2 separate regions of the Homo sapiens genome follow, and region 1 is linked to region 2. A link is a contact called in ENCODE Hi-C or POLR2A ChIA-PET data. All regions are on one chromosome and are shown on one strand. The core of a region is the stretch at or near the end of the contact, and the rest is flanking DNA. Distances in the headings are between cores, read along the strand shown.

Region 1 (5,489 bases), core at 2,341-4,840, 41 kb before region 2:
AGTGAAATGTAAAGTCCTGAATTTAGGTCTCAAAAAATTAATGGCTTACATTCAAGATGGGGGAGATCTGGCTTTTATTCTTCAGGAAAGTTACGGGGCAGGGTGGGGGGTGGGTAGGGGAGGTCCCAAAACACACTGACTATGAGATAGGTCTGGAGTCCCTCTTGCTGGATACCCTGGGACGTGGGGAGAGGGGGATGATTCTGGGGACAGGGGCTCACTCTTGTTCTGGCTCCTGGGAGCAGAATTGGGACTGGTGAGGGAAGGTTGCAGTAAGACAACTCAACTCAACCTCAGGAAGAACTTTCTATCACTCAGGGCTGGCCCAGCATCTGTCTCCTCACCAGTTCCCATATCCAGCTTGAGCAAGTGGAGGCTGACAGGTCTCATGACTGACTAGGGGACAGAAAAGATAATTATTGGGTGGCTGGATTAAAACAATGGCCTGGAGGGTTCTCTGAGGGCCCAGAAGTCTTCCCCAACATCTAGAGACAGACACTGCAGTCTGCCAAGCCCCCTGCAGAGTTGCTATGGTTAGCCGGGCAGTAACCCTCATTTGCCTTCCCCTCTGGGCCTTAACTGTGATGTTATGCTGTGGGACAAGTCAGCAGAAGGGCAGCAAATCAGATCTGCTCCCCAGCCTAACCCCAGCCCCACCCCAGCCCAACCCCAGCCTTTCTGGGAGCCCCCAGGGGCCTCCACAGCTGCCTACCCATCCCAGAAGCTCTGTGGCTGAGAGAGGCCCAAAGGCTGGGAGGATATACACCCGCACTGGCTGGAAGTGGGCACAGCTATGGGGAAGTGGCCATGTACGGAAGGGGGTCACTGGAGAGAAGAGGGGACAGGAGCATGCCAGCTGGTGTCCCTCCAGCACAGGACACAGTAGATCTTAGAGGTCCAGATGGATGCTGCTTCTCCATATGCTCCTTGGAAATGCTCCTGCCAGAGTCTCTGTGCCCTGTCCTTTTCCACAAAGCATATCATCATCCTGGGGCTGCCCACCAGCCTGGGAATTGAGCAGGGAGACAACAAGACCCCCATTTAATAGATGATAAAACTGAGGCCCAGGAGGCACAGATTGCCCTGGTTTGAACTGCAGCAGGTCTGCACAAATGGTCTAGATTCTGGGGACACTGTGGGGCTGCAGCCTCCATGAAGTCTAGCTTTCCAGCTTTGTCCTGAAGACCTTCCACGCCTTCCTGTCTTACTGGGAGGGAAGAATGGGAAGGGTCTCAGCTGCTGCTGGGGAGGCAGAGGCCAGATGGGTGTAGGCCTGGTTCTCATTGGGACCATGATCTGTCTGATGACAATCTGTCCTGCTTCCAGCAATGAGTTGAGGAGATATACTTACAATAAGTATTTCTACTACAATCATTGAGTGGCCCATTCTACTGTAAAAACTCTGGGCTGTTAGAGCCAGGCGGTCTATGTAAGCGGCTGCTCAACTCTGAGTTCACAAATGAAGCAACTGAAGCAACAGTGAGTGGAACTGACAACACAGCTAACTTCTATCAGATCCCCTTAAGACACAAACATAAAGAATTAGTCTACAATCCCAGCACTTTGGGAGGCTGAGTCAGGCGGATCACTTGAGGTCAGGAGTTTGAGACCAGCCTGGCCAACATGGTGAAACCCCGTCTCTACTAAAAATACAAAAATTAGCTGGGCTTGGTGGTAGACGTCTGTAATCCTGGCTACTCAGAGGCTGAGGAAGGAGCATTGCTTGAACCCGGGAGGTGAAGGTTGCAGTGAACCCAGATCGCGCCACTGCACTCCAGCTTGGGTGACAGAGTGAGACTTCATCTCCAAAAAAAAAAAAAAAAAAAAGATACAAACATAAAGAATTAAATTCGGTCTCTCATGCTCAAAAGCTTTTTGTAGCTCTCTCGTTAATAACTGAAATTGCATTATTAGAGCTTTCCTTTTTCTAATTTAATGTCTGACTCCTTTTGAAATGCAAAAGCCTAAAAGAGACACAGCGCTTTGTTATGAGTCATTTCCTCATCCATGTGAACAAGTTTATCAGAATATTTCCTAAAAGAAGATTCTGCTAGGGATGGGGAGAGAGAGAACGTTAAGTAACCTAGGACTCCAAGCAGTGATGCCTCGTTAGGAGGTAATGGATCTCAAAGGGGTTAGGTGTCCTCTTCTATTATTTCTCAGTTGAGCACAGAGTGACCCCGGTTCTGCCTTTGGCCACTGTATGCCTGGTTTTAGGCAAGGTTTTAGGTGATACATGCACTGTTCATAAAGTGTCAGCTTTGTAGCAGAAGCCTCAGGAAGGCAAAGTTCCTTCCAAATCAAGGATCCCTAATTGCTGCTAATGGACCCTAGAGGTCTTTATATGTGACCTGATGATACCCAAAGAGGATGAGAAAATGGATGGAGATGGCAGAGCCTAAGCAGGAGCTCAAACTCAGAACAGGCGTCCTGGCTTATTTGATGCACCCTGAATCCCAGAGCCCAGCAAAATCTGGAGGTCTACCACTACTGCATGCTGTATTCTTAGAGCAAGTCTCTTTTTGTCTTTGAGTTTTGATTTTCCTGTGAAATGAAGATAATTCTCCTTTCCTTGTCAGAGATAGCTTGATGTTGTACAAAACAAATTTCAAAAATAATGGAAATACTATCTAATAGCACCTATGGGATACAGCTAAAGCAGTGTGTCTAGGAGAATTCATAGCCTTTAGTACCTAACTTATCAACATACATTAATCATATTTATGTTCTAGGCCCTGTGCCAGATAATGAGGAGCATTTCAAGCTGAACAAGGCATGCTTTCTACCCCTAAGACATTTCTAGTTTAACTAAAAGAAAAAAAAAATCTCTACACTTAGCTGAAGCAGGACGTGAAATGTGGCCAGCACTGCAGGTAAACTGAACCTGCAGACCTTGAGGAAGCAGCCAGCCATTGAACCCGGAAAGGTGCTCCAGGGCATATGTTTAGCCTTTCCAAGAGAAAGAGAGAGGGAAATCCCTGCCTCCCCTTTACTTTCCCCTCCTCTCCCACCTTAAGCCTCTTCCACATCCACTCTCTAAGGCCTGGAATTCTTTTAAATAGACTGAGAGTACAGGCTCAGTATGTGATAAAGGCAGTTCAGTTTTCACTATGAGGTAAATGATTTGTATCAGAACCTTTTCTGAATACAATTTTTGATGGGTAAAACCGGAGACCTCCTGCAGGAAGTAAGGAGAAATAAAAAGGCCTCAGAGTAGAAGAGAAGTATAAAGAGGGGCTCGCTTGGGGGCTCCTGATGGCTGTATTAGCAACTCAGCCCTCAAATTCTTTGGCCTTTGCCAATCCAAATGATTCTTGGAAGGGCAACCTGCTCTCATTCACCAAAAAGAGGTCAGGCTTGCAGAATCCATGTTGCTGTGGTGGGTGCCTGGGATGGAGGGGCTTTGGTTCAGCCTGCAAGAGGAACAGTAGGAGGTTATAGTTCTCAAGAGGCCTCCTTCCTCCTAGATCCTCTGCCACATCCACTTTTTACTTTCCTAAGCAGTACTAAGAAAGCTTTTGCCAAGGCTTGCTTCCCTGGGAACAAACCCAAATGAACTGAAACCACACTGCGACCTACTGGTTCCCCACAGCTGCCTGGCAGATAGCTAATGCAGTCAATAAGCAGTCTGAAGTTCTGCAAGGCCCTTTGTAATTTACTCTGCTGTCTCTCTGAATGTATTAACAACTCCATGAGGTTGGGAGAGGCAGGAAGCCCAGGTCATCCACATTCGAAAGCCAAGGAGAACACAGGGATGAAGTAGATCTCCCCAGTTCTCTTTGGAATACCAAGAGGTGGCATGGGGGCTTAGGGTCTACTATCATCAGTCTCCCAGCCACCCCAAACTAACTATACCTCCCTTTAAAAATTGTACTAAAGCAGCTCTAAGACAAGTTCCCAAGCTTCTCCTCCAAACCAAGTTTCCCAGCCCCCAACCTCTCTCTCTCTCTCTTTTTTATTTTCAAGATGGAGTCTCGCTCTGTTGCCCAGGCTGGAGTGCTGTGGTGCGATCTCAGCTCATTGCAACCTCCACCTCCCGGGTTCAAGCAATTCTCCTGCCTCAGCCTCCCAAGTGGCTGGGATTACAGGCATGTGCCACCACGCCCGGCTAATTTTTTGTATTTTTAGTAGAGACAGGGTTTCACCATGTTGGCCGGGCTGGTCTCGAACTCCTGACCTTGTGATCTGCCTCCTTCCATCTCCCAAAGTGCTGGGATTATAGGTATGAGCCACTGTGCCCAGCCCCCAACCTCTGTTATATGCAGTCAGTGACCACCATGGGGCCAGCTCTCAAGGCCACGCTTTCTGATTCCCAGGTCAGTGTCCTTTCCTCTCTGCATTAGCACAGTCTCCGTGGAAGATTACATGGCCTGTTAAGAGACAGCGTGTGGGATGGTGTTGGGGAGGGAGGTGGGCACAAACATCTAATCTAGGGAACAGGAAACTTGGGGGTCTATGGTGCTACCCCTGCCCATCTCTAACACTTTCTCTGACCCTGGGATTCTGAACCTGGACTCTGCAGACTCCCAGGAGGTCCATGGATGACTAACTTGAATCCCCTTGTATTCACCAAGACACTAGGGTTATAAGCAACAGAAACGAGTGCTGGCCAACCTAACCAACACTGGGAATCCATTGGAAGGGTGTGGGGAGGTCATCCAATGGAAGGAAAAGCTGTGTTATGAAGACTCAGAGGCAAATCCAAAGCAGAAGAGGTCTGATTGGCATCCTCTGGCCAGCGGTTGGTGCAGACACCTGATGGACGGTCCCTCAAAAGCTCCATGTGAGGAGGAGGCTGACTCCCCAGGGGAAAAATCAGTACTCGAGAAAGAAGGGCTCATGGATGCAGGGTGAGCCCAAAACCTGATGCCCAACACTGCCTTGAAAGTGTGTGCCAAAATCCAGGGCTCTTTTTGGGAGCGGATCCAATGCTTTTGGAGACCATAAATTCCTCCAGACAGGAACCATTGATTGGCATAACAAAAGGAAGCCCTAGGAAAGCATCTGTGAAGGAACCAAAATGCATCAGAGTCTTAAAGAATTTGATGACCCCCAAAATGTTAAGCCACACTAAACTTGACTGTGAGTGGCGGGAGGGCAGGGGCTGTATGGTTCAGTGGTTCTCAAATCCGGCTACACATGGAAATCACCAGGGGAGTTTTTTGAAAAATACCAGTGCCTGAACAACCCCATCCCCTGCCCATCATCCATCCTTCCCTACCACCCTGTAGAGATTCTGATCCAGTTGGAAGGGGCAGGAGCTGTATTGTTAAAAGCCAGGTGATTTTGATATGAGTCAGGGCCAAGAACCAGTGACATCATCAGTATTTTATCACACGTATCAGTTTCCTTCTGATTAGAAAGGTTAAATGCAAGCTAGAAAAACCGAAAATAAAAATCACTTGAGGAAACACCACCCCTTGTGGACAAACATTGTTATTTTTTCTGTTCACCTACAGTTCACATAAACGCACACTTTTTATACAGAG
Region 2 (5,020 bases), core at 1,237-3,736:
TCTACTAAAAATACTAAAATTAGCCAGGCATGGTGGTGCATGCCTGTGATCCCAGCTACTCAGGAGGCTGAGGTACAAGAATCACTTGAACCTGGGAGGTGGAGGTTGCAGTGAGCCGAAATCACACCACTGTACTCCAGCCTGGGTGACAGAGTGAGACTCTGTCTCAAAAAAGAAAAAAAAAAAAAAGAAGAGAATGTAGTCGCAAGCCAAAGAAGGAAATTAGAGACACCCAACAGGGTCACCCACAGCAAAGGGGACAGGATATGGACTGAAAAGTGCCACTAGATTTGGTCACTGAGTGAGAAAGATAATATTTGAGAAGAGATGGACTCCTTCTTTGTCAAACTAATGTACTTAAGAAGGTATTTTCCACCTTTACATTAATTCCTCTACCTATCCGTCCAGCAAAGATTCACTAAACATCTACTCTAGGCTGTGTACTGTGCTAGGCCCTAGGGAGACATGGTAGACCAAGGTCCTTTTGGGCCTATGGGCTCACTACACTTGCCTGCAAAGGAAAGTTACAATTCACCAGGGCTGGGTGTTTTACCAGACCTGATAATGACTGGCTCTCTGAATACATTCGATGAAACAAGAGCCAGTGTGCAAGTCTGGAGGTCAGTGAGACTTTATTATCTTGCTCTGAGCTGGCAGGAGGCAAAGGGAAAGTGTATGTAGAACATTATTATTGCATCACTGCTGTCTTCTTAAGTCAGTCACAGATGAGAGTCTGGGTTTTTCCAAGAAAATTGGTTCCATCTGCTCAAAGGCAGAAAAGTGATAGAGCAGTTCAATCAAAAGAGCATCCCCTTAAAATATTCTTTGAACTTGATCCTACTTTTTTTTCTGAAACAGAGTCTCGCTCTGTCACCCAGGCTGGAATGCACTGGCGTGATCTCAACTCACCGCAACCTCCGCCTCTCGGGATCAAGTGTTCTCCTGCCTCAGTCTCCCGAGTAGCTGGGATTACAGGCGCGTGCAACCACGCCCAGCTAATTTTTGTATTTTTACTAGGGACAGGGTTTCACTGTGTTGGCCAGGCTGGTTTCCAACTCCTGACGTCGGGTAATCCGCCCACCTCGGCCTCCCAAAGTGCTGGGATTGAAGGCGTAAGTCACCGCGCCTGGCCTTGACCCTAATTATTGACTAAACTATTGCTTCGCTAATTTTTTTTCCTGCCCTTCTGTTTTAACAGCAGTAAAACAGTGTGGTGAAATGTTCAAAAAATCAGTGAATCACAGCCTTCTGAAAATTAATGGGTGTCAGTGAGGTTTGGGAGTTGGATGGAGACAAAGGGAGCGACACCATAACTAACTGGAGATCTTACTAGGTTTTCATTTAATATTCATTTTTTACAATAGACATTGTTTGGAAAAAAGGGTTTAATTCAAAATGTCATTAAGGCACATTATCTTTAATGTTCTAGAAAAAGTTATTTAAAGAAATCCTGGCCATGAAATTAAAATAAATAAATAAATAAAACCAGGCATTCTTTGAAATGTGAATAATAATTTGCTAATTTATATTTAGGATTGTGGATATACTTTTTTTCTTTTACATGTATTCCTGGGGAGGTAAGTGATGCAAATATTTTCCCACTGCCTCAATCAGACTTTAGTTTTTGGGGTCTGGCCTGATATGATGGAATATAAACAGGAAATCAAGATCAGAAGAGCCTGTCCCTGAGAACACTCCTTCACGGGACTCTAGCTCACGCCTGGACCTTCCCAGTGCTTCCATCTGAAGCCCCTGGAGACCCAGGTGGGTTAAGTAGGGTGGCAGGGGGGATGGAGGGGGCGGGGGGCGCGGGGGCGTAAATCCTCCCCCACTGGGGAGGGTGACAGTAACAACTTCCAGATTGTTTACAAAGATACAGGCTCTGCTTCAGGCATTTGACGTGTATTAACTCGGGTAATCATCCCAGTAACTCATGAAATAGTTATATTATTATCTTCACTTCCCAGATAAGCAACGGAGTGAGAGAGATTATAGAAAGTGGAGAAGCGAGTACCTTACTAGTAGCCACTAGGGGTGTCAGTAATATGGCTCAACTTTGTTACGACGGATCAGAAAAATGCTCACCTTTAAGACCGCAAGCAGAGCCTGTCTGGGGAAGCAGGTGACTTATCAACGCCTTTTGAGATAAGGAATAGGACTGCGGGGAGGAGTGTGTGAGAATCAAAGGTGAGTTCCCTGTGTGCGTGGTCGGCGGTCAACTCCTAGCTAGTCCAAGCTTAGAGCCTGCGCATTTGCCCTCCCGGGTCAGAGCCCAAAGCCGAAGGAACAGAACCAGCGCCGGCGGCAGCCACGTGGCCCAGCCTCTGAGCCCTAGCTGCCATCGCGGAGGCTGGGCCCGAGGGGCGGGGCTGGGGAGTGCGGACACCCGGGCCTGGCGGAGTGCGCCTGCGCACGGGGTTGGCCCGGCGGGGGTGGGAACACTAGCAGAGCCGCGTTAAAGGCGCTCCCCGCCCCGCCCGCCGGTCCAGTGCTCGCAGTGCGCAGGCGTGGGGCTCTCTCCTTGTCAGTCGGCGCCGCGTGCGGGCTGGTGGCTCTGTGGCAGCGGCGGCGGCAGGACTCCGGCACTATGAGCGGCTTCAGCACCGAGGAGCGCGCCGCGCCCTTCTCCCTGGAGTACCGAGTCTTCCTCAGTGAGTGTCTGCGGCCCGTGGCCCCTCCGCGCCCGTCCGCCCATTCATTCCCGGGCCTTGCCTCCCCGGGAGGGTGCGGCCCGCGCTCGGCCCCAGGTCTCCGACGCGGGCCCGTCTCCTCGGGCGCGTTGTGGGGCCTGGCCGGCCTCACATTGCATACTTGCCGCCGCCGGTCGGGGCGGCGAGGGTCGCCTCCGGCCATCCCTCCCCGCTGAACGGAGATGGTCCCTTTGTCACGCCTCGGGGTACCCGAACCTGGGCCCAGCTAGTTTTGCAGGTGTCTGGCTCTGACAGGGTCTGTTGGGAAAAGGAAATCACCGACCCACCCTAGAAAGGTGCTTGGAAGTAACATAATTCCCGTAAGAGGATTGCTCAGTTTGGAGAAAAGGCGACTCCGGGCCGGGGGGGGCAGTGACTTCCTAAAGACCTTAATTCCGCCGCCGTAGCTCAGATTATCGGCGCTGAGCGGAGCCAAGTCCACCCCCTCGTTTTACAGACGGGAAAACTGAGGCCCGGATCGGGAGCCGTCTGTGAAGGCGCTGGACCGGTCCTCCGCGGCCCGGTCGTGCTCCTGCCTCTGCGCCGCCTGTTTTCCCTCAGCGCCGATGCTGGGAATGCTCCTTATGAAACAGAAAGCTGTTTCCCTCAAATCAAACAGATGACGTCAGTCTGGAAACAAGACTGAGAAAGTGCCAAGTTTTTACCTTTGCAGGATTCGGCGTCTAGGGGGTACCTACCCCGGGTCCTGCACCTAGGGCTGCACGGGGAAACCGGGAGGCTGCATGCTGGCGCCCTCCACGCTCCTTAGGGCACCACGTTTTTTTGGCCTTGTAGGTGGAGGAAAGCTACTTGGGGTTTTTCTTTATCCTCTTACTCCCCCCACCCCCAGCTACTAGGAGTAGATTATGGGCGATAACGGAGGCGTTCGTAAATGTGTCACCACAGGCGCTTCTATTGTAACCTCTTTACAGTTTTATTTGGAAGGAAATGGGCAGGTGCCTCGAACTCTGAGTTGGTGTATGAAGGAAGGGGAAGCGGGGAGTAGAGGAGACGAATGAATAGGCATTGAAGGAACAAAAAGTAGCCTGGTGCGGGAGGAAAAGGAAAGCGAACTGTAAAGCTTACACATCTAGCCAAAGGTTAACTATCAGGTAAAATCCAGGAAGGGTGAGAACTACCCCCCACTCTCCATTTTATTTAATTTTGCAATTAAGCAGCAAGGACAGTCCAGTAACTTTTGACTAATAATTCATGGGACTGTTTTTCTGGAAATAGTGTTGGCTCCAGAATTTCTCTGTAGGAAAGGCTTACAGAGGTGACTGTCTGGTTTGAAGGTGAGGGGTGGATCTTCAAGCTATATATGCAGAACAAACACACTGCTTTTACTTAGGTTATTTATTTGCAATTAATATTTGGTGGCCGTTATGGGAGACCAAAGCTACTCCTAGAATTTGGCACTAGCTGAAGTAACTGTTTTTATCAAGTGGAACTCTCTGGAACTTAAGAAATACTAATAATTAGAACCCACTACATAGTTATCCAATTTTAAGTGCTTTATCCTTCCTTAATAGAAATAAACTTTTTTAAGCTTTATAATATTACATTTGTCAATTTCTTTAAAACTGATAAAGGGCTGGACAGACTGCAAAGTCACAATTGGCCCTAAAGGGACTTTTATGTTTTATTGTTTGTTTTTTGAAACAAAGTCTCGCTCTGTTGCCCAGGCTGGAGTGCAGTGGCATGATCTTGGCTCATTGCAACTTCAGCCTCCCGGGTTCAAGTGATTCTCCTGCCTCAGCCTCCCAAGTAGCTGGGATTACAGGCACTTGCCACCATGCCTGACTAATTTTTGTATTTTTAGTAGAGACGGGGTTTCACCATGTTGGCCAGGCTGGTCTTGAACTCCTTACCTCCAGTGATCCACCTGCTTTGGCCTTCCAAAGTGCTGGGATTACAGGCGTGAGCCACCGTGCCTGGCCTCCACTTTGATTTTTAAACTTGAAGGGATGCGATGTGGACAGTAGGTTTCCTAAAGAATACTGAAGAAGTTTTAAAATTACTTTTTGGCTATAGTTAGGCCTCTAGAATATATTAGTAATATATATCTAGAATATAATAGAAATTATTTGTGAAGATGTTTGTTGCAACTTGATTATCCTTAAAGAAAGTCATAATCTAAGATGGCTGGCTGTCTCTGGGAACACCACTTTTAGCAACATTGTTTAGTAAAGTGGTCCCCTCCCTTCCTCCCAAGTACTTCATAATGGTTCTGTAAACTTAACTGATGTAAGATCAGTCCAAAACAATTTAATCGCCTTTTGTGTCCTCAGTAGTCTCTGCTCTCACTATAGAGATTAGTACTTATTAGA

Evidence for each region. Hi-C counts contacts between places; a loop is a spot of excess contacts on that map. ChIA-PET counts read pairs that join two places held with the same protein, here RNA polymerase II (POLR2A). Pooled maps may share reads with other maps.
Region 1: a loop to region 2 is called in a map of naive thymus-derived CD4-positive, alpha-beta T cell, with 8 times the contacts of the local background. The contact joins the enhancer-like site here to the promoter of PPA1 in region 2. A Hi-C loop is called at or near these places in 28 of 168 maps with a recorded cell type or tissue (B cell, CD14-positive monocyte, CD4-positive, alpha-beta T cell and 20 more), 26 of 37 single-sample maps with no recorded cell type and 27 of 50 pooled maps. POLR2A ChIA-PET finds 5 or more read pairs at or near these places in 29 of 52 experiments (A549, A673, B cell and 23 more).

What each region holds. Positions count from the first base shown.
Region 1 is chr10:70,272,923-70,278,411 of GRCh38, reverse strand. The region is part of intron 1 of NPFFR1 (neuropeptide FF receptor 1); the gene reads left to right. Among named protein-coding and RNA genes, the nearest start is that of NPFFR1, 8.3 kb to the left of the region's middle. RefSeq lists an enhancer at 5,178-5,277. Within about 2 kb of position 3,590, at least 6 of the 41 ENCODE cell types and tissues checked have a DNase peak (open chromatin) inside an H3K27ac peak, as active enhancers do; they include breast epithelium, dorsolateral prefrontal cortex and heart right ventricle, where a contact is called at or near this core.
Region 2 is chr10:70,230,895-70,235,914 of GRCh38, reverse strand. PPA1 (inorganic pyrophosphatase 1) reads left to right here and starts at 2,486. Exons shown (of 11, transcript NM_021129.4): 1 at 2,486-2,651. The coding sequence starts at 2,588. RefSeq lists a silencer at 2,275-2,844.